Regions from separate parts of the Homo sapiens genome. Here region 1 is linked to region 2. Evidence: read pairs that join two places in POLR2A ChIA-PET (ENCODE). Cell type or tissue: A673. All regions are shown on one strand. Each heading gives the region's core, and the rest is flanking DNA. Links, peaks and the distances in the headings are about the cores only. Region 1 holds the start of SYT6 (synaptotagmin 6). Region 2 overlaps HIPK1 (homeodomain interacting protein kinase 1).

What was found. Peaks named below come from ENCODE experiments on the same cell type or tissue, not always from the same donor. Only the 100,000 strongest peaks of a DNase experiment are listed, where the experiment ranks them.
Region 1: POLR2A ChIA-PET joins it to region 2 with 11 read pairs; 2 of 35 experiments call an interaction of 5 or more read pairs at or near these places.

The regions. Positions count from the first base shown.
Region 1 is chr1:114,149,460-114,154,831 of GRCh38, reverse strand. SYT6 (synaptotagmin 6) reads left to right here and starts at 963. Exons shown (of 8, transcript NM_001253772.2): 1 at 963-1,222. The coding sequence starts at 1,060. In A673, for the core only: CTCF peaks have their summits at 1,125 and 2,743; DNase peaks (open chromatin) are centred at 391, 981, 1,691 and 2,411; H3K4me3 peaks cover 4,864 bases; H3K27ac peaks cover 4,108 bases.
Region 2 is chr1:113,947,023-113,952,394 of GRCh38, reverse strand. The region is part of intron 2 of HIPK1 (homeodomain interacting protein kinase 1); the gene reads right to left. Among named protein-coding and RNA genes, the nearest start is that of HIPK1-AS1, 20 kb to the right of the region's middle. RefSeq lists a silencer at 402-602. In A673, for the core only: a CTCF peak has its summit at 3,052; a DNase peak (open chromatin) is centred at 3,074; H3K4me3 peaks cover 159 bases; H3K27ac peaks cover 1,937 bases.

The sequences.
Region 1 (5,372 bases), core at 259-5,258, 200 kb before region 2:
GTGTAGATCAAGAGACTCCCGAGATAGGCCCCTGCAGGGCGCTGGTCCCCCGGCCTCCCTGACCATGGCTCACAGACTTCCAGCGCTGAGTGAGGCAGCTCGAAGCCTCTCAGCCGATCTGTTCCTGGGCCTCACTCCACAGTTTCTGAGGGGATCTCTACTTTAAGTCTAGCCTCAATCCTCCCGTTGAGCTTTCTGTCTTTCTTGTTATGCTTAGCAGAAAGATACATGATCTCTGGTGCTGTTTCACCGAAGCAAGGAGGTGGGTCGGCGGAACTGAGCGCCCTGCGCCCTCTTGAAATGACCCCCCATTCCTGTTTGCCAGAAACTTTTCCCTCCCGTTGCCATGGAGAGAGACGGCCGCTGCCTCCCGTCGCCATAGCAACATGCGGGTACCGCGGACCGCAGGATTGCGGAGCTCGGAAAGTCTTGCAGTTCGCATCGCCCGCCTGTCTTGGGGTCTTCTACCTCCGAAGCTGGGACTCGGGGGCCAGTCTAACTGCTCCCGTCAGGAACCTCGGCCAAGGTCCTCCCAGACCCTGCCTGACCGTCGCTCTTTCTGTTACGGGGTTATCTATTTCTCTGTCATTCGTGTGGCATGTGGCAGTTTACCCAGTGTTTTCACAAACACGATCTTTCTATCCCCAGGGAGTCCGTGAAGTACTTAAAATCATTACACCTCCTTTACGGAGAGGAAAATTGAGGCTCAGAGACGCCCAAGGTCACACCAGGCAGTGAATGCGGAGTGGGAACCCGGACTCTTTCCTGGCCTTGCACCCTCCGAGATTCGGGACAGCCCGGCTTCCCGCCTCGAAACCCCCACCCCCCGGACTCAGGCCAGTCCCTGAGTGTAGAGGGGGCGGCCGCGAGGCGCCAGACTCGCCAGCTGCCGCGGGATGCCACGTGAGGGGCGGGGACCCTGCGGGGAAGTGATTAAAAGCAGAGCGGAGCCGCAGGGGGCCGCTGCAGGGAGGGTCTTCTTGGGGCCGTCGTGCCCCGCCCCAGTGCGGCCGGGGCGCGGGTTCGAGCTGCTGCTCGGCAAGCCTGGGTGTCTAGGGCATGAGCGGAGTGTGGGGGGCCGGCGGGCCTCGGTGCCAGGAGGCGCTCGCGGTCCTCGCCTCGCTGTGCCGGGCCCGGCCGCCCCCTCTCGGGCTGGACGTGGAGACTTGTCGGAGCTTCGAGCTGCAGCCCCCAGAGCGGAGTCCCAGCGCGGCAGGCGCAGGTAACGGGAGACCCAGGGCCCCCTCCCTTCCTGGATATCCGTCCTGCGATCTCCCTTCCCCAAAGCCCCGGTCCCAGGAGCCCCAGAACCTAGAGAGAACTCCCCAGCTCGGGATTCTGGATTGGGAGCCAGCCTCGTCCAGCCCTCTGGCCCATCGCTTGCACAGCCAGGAGAGACCCGAAGGGGAGCGGAGGTTGGGGTAGAAGCCCCCGGCCCTCCTGTATTACTACTGCGGAATGCGGGGGACCCCGCAGACAGCCAGGCTCCCAGGACGGGGCACCCTTGGGGCTTCAGTTTCCCTCGCATCTCCAAGCTCGCTCTGCGGGCGATTTGCCAGGAGAGGGGTCCATGGAGAGAGCGGGAGACGAGGGGCGCCCGGCTGAGGAATAGGGCTTGCCTCCTAGCGAGTGTCGAGGTCCCCGGGTCCGTGCGTCGGTCTGTCCGTCCGTTTGTGTGTTCTCGCGGTGAACGCGGGCGGACCCCCAGTCTCTCCGGGAGAAACTTGGGTCTGCGGCTGGCACGAGGTCTTTGTGTCCGGGTGTCTCTCCGGCTGCGAGTGGTTTTCCGCGTCTCCGCTGGGGGGCGGGGGACAGGGGGCGGGGTGGGGGAGGGTATGAGGGTGTTGCGGCGTCCTTCCCCCACCCCCTCTCGCCCCTATAACTCGCTCCCTCCGTCCCTCTCGGACTCGGACTCGGGGCCGGTGCGCGACTGAGCTGGCGCCTCTAGCCGACTTTGCCAAGAGGGCGCCTCCTGCCCGATCCGCGCTGACCCTGCGCGGGACGCAGCCCCAGGCGGCTGCCTAGCCGAGGCGGGAGCCCGAGCTGAGTCGAGCTCGCCGGAGCGGGTGAGTCCCGAGCCCGATCCCCGCCGGGCTGGACCCTGGCGCGCAGCTGCGGCGTCTCCGGGGAGTCGCGGCAGGGGGAATGGCGTGTCGCGCCCTGGCGGCGGGAGCTGCGGGAGGGTCGGCGACGTGGCGGCCGGCCCAGGGTATTTACCTGCTGCACCAGTGCCCGGCAGCCACGCTCGCCGGCTGCCGCGGGGCTTCTTTGTCCCGATATCTGGAGGGTCCGGGGCGGGAGGGAGTACTGGGTCGCGTCCCCTCCATGGGGGAGGGGCTGGGGGAGTGAGAGGCCTGGAGATAATGCGGAGTGGGGGTGGGGAGATCCTGCAAGGACCAGGACGCCGGGGTTCCAGGAGACTCTGCAGGCTCCATCCCTCCTTATTCCCCCACCCCGACCCCAGTAGCGCTGGGCCTAGGAGCACTCGGGAGTTGCTCAGTGGCTCTGCACCGCTGGCGCGGGAAGGGGAGAAAGGGGCTGCCAGAGGCGGGAATTTGGTCCCCACGCGCTGCTCCAGGGACGAGAAGCCAGGGACCGGCGGTTCTGGGAGCAGGTACAGGTGGGGTAAACTCCCCAGCGGCTGCAGGTCCCAGGGTCCTGTTTTCTTTCACTTGAGGTTAAAGGTCGTATATAGAGGTAGATACCCGTGAGGAGCAGTTCGGGGGAGGGGGCGGTGGGCCAAGGGGAGGCTTGTGTGTGTGAGGGGGCTGTATCCAGCCTTGGGGTGAGCGGAGCCCACCTGAGCCCTGTGAGGGTCGTAGGAGGCGCTGCTGTCCCTAGTTGTGGCAATGTTTAGTCAATGGTTTGATCACTGCAGCAGAAGGGACTGAGGTTAGACATAAAGAACTTTTAGAGGGTGGTACAGAGATGGAGGTTGGGGAAGTTGATTCCCTGCCTTGGAGATTCGCAGAACACATTAGGCCTAACAAGTTATTATTATAAGACTCTGGTTCTCTGGTGCCATCCCCTCCTACACCACGCATACACACCAGACACAGAATTTTCCCTATCAGGGAGCCTCTTCCTGCCTCTCCCTACTCCCCAGCTCCCTTCCGTCTTTTCCACCAATGATCCATCTCCAGTGGAGCCTTAATGCTGGTCCTGACCCTCAGAGCCTAGAGGGTGAGAACATACCTGTGGAGTTCCATCTGGGATGGAAGCTGACTCTCCTGTCTGTTCAGGGCAGAAATGCTGGGGGTGACGGTGGAAGTTGCTGGAAGTGGGGCAGGGCTGTATGTGTGCAGCACATCTTGGTAGGGGGAGGCACAGGTGTTCTGACTCCACAGAGATACCCATAATCTGGAATGACAGGTGCCTGGATGGCCAGGTTGAGGGTGAGAAAAGCCTGAGGGGTGAGAGTCGGCAGGCCCAGATGAATTACTATGCCTTCCCTGCAGGCTGCATCAGAAGATGAGTTCTAGTTGTTAGCTCAGGAAAACTTTAACTTTGGCTGCTGAGTCACAAGTCCCAGGAAGCCCAGGGTCCAAGCTGAGAGGCTGAAAGGGATATGGGGAGGCAGGAGCAGACCCTTTGATCATAGCAAGAGAAAGATAGTGGTTGAGAGTGGCCTTGGGATTTTGAGAATTTAGGTGACCAGAGGGTCTGGGGAGATGCCATGGAGTTCAGGACCAGGCCCCAGCTGTTCCGCCTCCCAGCCTGCTCTCTGGGTCCAGATTCTCCAACCAGCACAATGCTAGAGCTTTTCATTTGTTGCAGTTTTATGAAAAATGCAAGTGGCTAGAGCAGGCCCAGCTCTGTTTACCATTTTATGTTTTCCCTTGACTTCTTCCTGTTCTAAGTCTCTAGCTTACAGATTTCTAGTAACACCCTGAGACTGAGATTCAGACTCCACTGTCATTTGCTGAGACTCCTCTATAGGCTAGAGTCTGTGCTAGGAATTGCACAGGAAGTCTCAGTTAATCAGACCCTGACTTGGAAACACCTGTACACAAACTGTCCAAACTAAAAGCAAGTTTCCCCTTTTTCTTTAAAAACTCTGAAGCCATAGGCCTGCTATTCTCCTTAATACACCCCAAGTGAACACTAATAAGCAGTTCTCCACCTTTCATTGTGTCATTTGCCTTGTAGAAATGAATGAACTTTTTCCATAAGCCAAGCTGCAGAGGTTTAGGTATGGTCAGCATGGGTTCTGGACTTAAGGTAGCAAGCAGAGGTCCAGAAGTGCTCCAGCAAATGCAGAAACCTGACAGGAGACCTCAAGCTTCCCTGTTTTTCTTAGGCTGGCAGCCGGGAGTGGTTAACTCCAGTTTACTTGTGGCCATGAAATTTATGTGATGTTTGTCCTTCTCACTGGAAGGATGGAATTCTGCAGATTTTGCCCTTTTTGAGGAAAGGTACAATGCACAATCCTTTAGAACCCAAGGAGATGATATTCTGACTAGTGTGTTTTGAGCTTTAGAGTTCTAGAAGCAGGGTCCAGTATCTAAGAGTTGTAGAGCCCTTAGATTTATAGTTCTAGAAGTTTTCTTCTCCCTCTGACTTTGATGAGAACGTCAAGTAGGGATGGTGGTTTCAGTATGTGTCATCCCTCTAAGCTCTGTACAAAAGACATGTTCTCTTCTAACTGTCTGAAGTTTATCTTCCCTGTCCACAGAGTTAGGGGTATAACATGTGGCTGCAAATAGTGAGGAGTGGCATTGAGGCATCTGGATCAAACCAGGTTTCTTTATGGTCTGTATAGGGTTGTCTGGAGTGGGGAAAGCATGCTAAGACAAAGTTCCGACTAAACTGGGTGGCACCCTTTCTATTCTTGCTTAGGAAAAGAAGCCTCTAAGGACTGAGTCACACTTAGGAACTGAAATCAGAGGAGTCTCTGAAAGTAGAAATAAACAGGGGCATCCAGATCTGGACCCTCCAAGTATAATGACACAACCTCATCCCTCCCTTCTTTCTTCTAGGAGCACTGAACTCTTTCTTGCTCCCCGAGGACCCAGGCAGACCCCTCCTCTCACTAGTTGCAGGTACAAACAGGGAGAGAAGCATAGAGGGAAAAGAATTTCTGGCTGTCTGCCCTCCACCTCCATCACTCCAGCCTTGATCCCACATTCAGAAGGGCCACATGCCCTGACCCCTCAAGCAGAAAGGTACAGTTACCATCCACCAAACTAATAATATTAATAATTGTTAAATTAGTGCCAATGTTCTGTTAGCTGTAACACTCCACATTAGTCTCCGATTTAGCTCTGAATCCCCTAATGATGGTGGAAGTGAGCGCCCAGTCATAAAGCTTGGTGCGGCCGTAATTAGCTTGGCATTGTCTCTCCTCATCACAGCTTTTTCAGGAGCATTAA
Region 2 (5,372 bases), core at 50-5,049:
AATTAAATGAATTTATACCAAACTTAAAGAAAAATTTTCATTTATGAGAGCTTTCTGAATTTTGCAATCACAGATAAGGGATAATAGATTTTTTTTATTATTATTCCTAGCACCATTTCAATCATAAAAAAAAAAAATCAATTAAAAGGCCTGGTCAACTGGGCACAGTGGCTCATGCCTGTAATCCCAGCACTTTGGGAAGCCGAAGCGGGTGGATCACCTGAGGTCAGAAGTTCAAGACCAGCTTGGCCAATATGGTGAAACCCCAAATCTACTAAAAATACAAAAATGAGTCAGGTGTGGTGGTGGGCGCCTGTAATCCCAGCTACTCAGGAGGTTGAGACAAAAGAATCGCTTGAACCCAGGAGGTAGAGGTTGCAGTAAGCCAAGATCACACCACTACACTCCAGCCTAGGAGACCCAAGACAGTCCAAAAAAAAAAAAAAAAAGCCCTGGTCAATAAATAACCCTTCATGACAGAAATGCCTTCTGGAAAAAAAAAAAAGAAAAAGAAATGCCTTCTGAAGAGACATGGTGTTGACAGCACACTCTCTAGAGCCAGCCTGTCAGGGTCTGAATCCTAGTTCCATCATTTAATAGCTGCAGGTATATTACTTGATCTCTCTGTGCCTCAGGTTCCTCATCTATAAAATGGAGACAGTAAGAGTTCCCACCACATAGAGTTGTTGTGAAGCTTAAATAAATATATGAAAGCTTTTAGACCAGTGCATGGCACATGGTAAATACTAGTAGGTGTTAGATATAATAACAGTATTATGTTACCATTATTTTAAAACTTTGAACTCTTAGTGTGCTTTTTAGAAATATTCATTAACAGTCCAAGTGAGAAATAAAATGCTAGGGAACTTTAAAGAGATGACTAAGGTAATCCATAACTCAGACGTTTATATATACGAACACATCTAAAATAGAATTATTATCCCCATTACAGAAGAAGAAACTGAGAAAAAGAAAGATTAAGTTATTGGCCTAGAGTCACAGTCAAATAAGTGGCAGAGCTAGGATTTGAATCCCTGCAATCTGGCTCCAGAATTGAGTATATTATATATTACACTGTTTCTCAATAAGTAAAAGTACATACTCATCTATGTAAATTTATATTTGACATGGTGGAATACAAGGGCAATTGTCAAACTATGACTAATTAGGCAATAAGTGGGTTCAAAAAGAAAATAATAGGTAACACTAATAGCAATAATAATAAATGACACATAAATATTGCCTACTATGTGCCATGCACTGTTCTAAGTTCTTTATAAATGTTGAGTCACTTAATCCTTACAACAATCCTATCAAAGTATTATTATGATGTCATCAATTCTAAGATACACATCTTTTTACATGTTAGCACCTCTGAAATTAAGAAGATTCTTACAAATGATGGTATATTTTAGTTTAATGGCAGCGCTTTTCCTTTTTTAAGTGGTACAAAAATAATGTATCTTATAATCAATGGCATGTTAGATTCTATGCAATAAAAGTATTACCTCCATTTTACAGATGAAGAAACTGGCACTAAGAGGTTAAAGTAACTTGCCCAAGGCTACATAACTACTAAAAGATGGTGCCCTTGGCCAGCGCAGTGGCTCACACCTGTAATCCCAGCACTTTGGGAAGCCAAGGTGAGTGGATTGCTTGAGGTCACGAGTTCGAGAACAGCCTGGTCAACACGGTGAAACTCCATCTCTACTAAAAATACAAAAATTAGCTGGGCATGGTGGCGGGCAGCTGTAATCCCAACTACTCAGAGGCTGAGGCAAGAGAATTACTTAAACTTGGGAGGCATAAGTTGCAATGAGTTGAGATCTGCCACTGCACTCCAGCCTGGGCGACAGAGCGAGACTCCATCTCAACAAAAGAAAAAGGATGGTACCCAAGCTATTTGGATCCAAGATTTCAGCTCTTAGGCACTGGATCATCTTCTCCAAATAATTTCCTTTCTTTCTTACAAGTCATGGAATTATAATCTATAAGGACACTCCAGATCCAGATCCAGATCCAGATTCAGATTCCTCATGTTACAGGAGTTAAATGGAAAACAGATCTTTCCGTGAAGAACCATCTAACTGGCCGTGTCTCCTCACAGAATACCCAGGTTTCTCAAACTACTTTCAAGTGATATGTGCTTATTGTTGTTTTGTGTATATGTGCAGGGGGTTGAGGGAAGGCAAGGATTAAGCAAGGAGAATATAATTTCCCTAAATAAGAATATCCCTCCCCATCTAAGCAAACTAGGCATAGAAGAAAAAAAAAATCCTCCCCTAGTATTTATACATAAATAGTGGCCCTTAGAAAACAGTAAATCTGGGGACTCCACAGGGCCTGAAAGCTTTTCTGATCCTTAAATACAAATAGCAGTCGACCCAGGCCTCTTCGGGCTTACACTTTTTAACAGCTATGGGTGGAACCACCAATATCATCAGTTTTTGTAGTATTTAATTTGAACTGTGGTTTTGTTTACCAAAGAAATAACTGGCCGGGTGCGGTGGCTCATGCCTGTAATACAAGCACTTTGGGAGGCCGAGGAGGCTGGATCACCTGAAGTCAGGAGTTTGAGACCAGCCTGGCCAACATGGTGAAACCCCATCTCTACTAAAAATATAAAAAATCAGCCAGGTGTGGTGGCGGGCACCTGTAATCCCAGCTACTCAGGAGGCTGAGGCAGGAGAATTGCTTGAACCCAGGAGACGGAGGTTGCAGTGAGCTGACACAGTGCCACTGCACTCCAGCCTGGGTGACAGAGTAAGACTCTGTCTCAAAAAAAAAAAAAAAAGAAAAGAAAAGAAGTAACCCTCAAAAGTGATATTCCTGTTGCAGGTGGCTAGAGGCACATATTACTGATGGAATTTCAGAGTTCAGTGAAATCTCAACCATAATGGCATGTTTTCAACACTGCACAAGTTTGACAGGCGCATTAATAAGCTAGTAAGACTACCCAGAAACAACATAAAAGCTTTTCTAAAATTGAAAAGGAACAAAATTTTCTACTCCTAGTGAGCAGAATCATTAATTTCCAAGTTCATGACAATGCCAAAAATAGCTGGCAGGGGGAGCACAACTGGCAATGAGCCAAAATAAAAACTGGGTTTAGAACATTCCAAAGCATCAATTGGAGGGCAGCATATTGATTTTGCTATTCCTACCATACTAGAAAGACATTTTAAAGTCCAAAAGGTAGGTCACAGAGAATGGCCAGGCCACTCTATAACTTTCTTCTTTAAAAGGTAGCGATAACAGGCCAGGCGCGGTGGCTCACGCCTATAATCCTAGCACTGTGGGTGGCCAAGGCACGTGGATGGCCTGAGGTCAGGAGTTCAAGTCCAGCCTGGCCAACATGATGAAACCCAGTCTCTACTAAAAATACAAAAATTAGCTGGGCATGGTGGCAGGCGCCTGTAATCCCAACTACTCCAGAGGCTGAGGCAGGAGAATCGCTTGAACCCGGGGGGCAGAGGTTGCAGTGAGCCAAGATTACGTCAATTCACTCCAGACTGGGCGTAAGAGCGAAACTCCGTCTCAGAAAAAAATAAAAAAGGTAGCAATAATATATGATAACTGTCTCGAGCTTAAAGTTTTCTGGGAAATTAAGGAAAATATCACTTCCACAGCCCCCAAGTCCCATTTAATTAAAAAAAAAAACTGAAGATTAGCTGAAAGTTTTTTCATTTGGTCTCACCCTGCTTTTGGAGTGACAAAAGCAGCTAAGGACTTCCAGCAAAAGCTCAGTCAAAACAGCAACTCTACCGTATCTACCTTATAAAAAGGCAAATAGCAAAAGGAAAAACAAAAAAAGGAAAGCAGTTTAAAAAAAAAAAAAATACGGCCAGAAACGGCGGTTCACACCTATAATCCCAGCACTTTGGGAAGCCAAGGCAGGAGGATCACTTGAGCAGGAGTTTGAGACCAGCCTAGGCAACACAGCAAGACCCAATCTCTACCAAAAAAATTTAAAAAATTAGCCAGGTATGGTGGTGCATGCCTGCAGTTCTAGCTACTCAGGAAGCTGAGGTGGAAGGATCACTTGAGCCCAGGAGGTCAAGGCTGCAGTGAGCCATGATTGCGCCACTGCACTCCAGCCTGAGACCCTGTCTCAAAAACAAACAAAAAAGCAGTAAGGCTGCTTAGTTCACTGAGGGTTTTGTATTATTTGGGCCTATAAATGTTAGACTTACCCAAACTCTACGAAGCAAAAAGACAAGTTATTTTCTACTTTACTGAACAGTAAGGCATCACTAGAGCAGGTTTATCTCTAAGGACTGAATACTTTAAACTGTGAATCCAGATTATAATTATTAGAATTATTTTCATTACATCTTTCCTCTTGGCCTCCTTATTTCTTAATCCCTCAATATAAACTCTACAGACACGTAAAACTCTGGTTCTACCTCATTTGTGTAATAAGGAAACAGAGTTAGATAATTACTCTTCTAGGTCCCTTTCCAGCTGTAACATTCCAACAACTGGGCAGTAAAAAAGGTTATCTACAGAAGCACAGGAAAGTGAAAGAAACTGTTAAAAACTGGCAGTGTTCACTTCAGTAGGAAAATGGCATTAATTGTGCTTTGAACATGGCAAGTCTCCTCTTTGAAGACACATCCCATCCTTAAAAAACAAATACTAAACAGGCTCTGGTTATTACAGCTAAGTGATAGAAACAACAATCCCTGCCTTTTGATTCCCCAACTTCAAACTTCTTTAAGTTGAAAAATTCTTCCAACCAACATTGTTGAGGTTAATTTCACTGGCACCCAGAGCAAGCTAAGGTTAGGATCACTTAACACAAATCACTCTGATTATTTTCATGAACATTTTCGTTTCTTTCTTCCTATCTCAGAGACATCAAACCTACTTACTTACCAATTAGAGAGGTTACATAAAACCTAACTTCCTGCATCAGTGGCTTAGGTGAAACTATATTTTGACTGCCAGAGGAAATTAGATTATTTGTTTGTCTAGGATAAATGGAAGATACGTTTTCCTTCTCTAGACCTTTTCCTTCCGTAAGTAACAAAGTGATTCAGCTTGAAATAAAGGCTGGCTAGTTTGTTCAGTAGGGAAAAACATTCAGCCTGTAAGCATGGCAAACCTTTGTCTCTAAAACTCAAGCCCGAAAGACAGGAGCTTTGCTTGGAGTCTGTGCACATTTACAGTGAGCCAGAGAGTAAAGTATATTATTTCCACTGCCTGAATCATTTAGCCATGCCCAGGGCCAATGGACACAGCAAGTTGGCAAATTTATGTGAGCTGATAATACTGGCATATTATCAGAAAGACAAAGCAAGGTAAACTAAAAAGGTGGGTAAGAGAAGGACTAGCTTTGGAGTCAAAATGCTTCACCAGCCAAACAGATT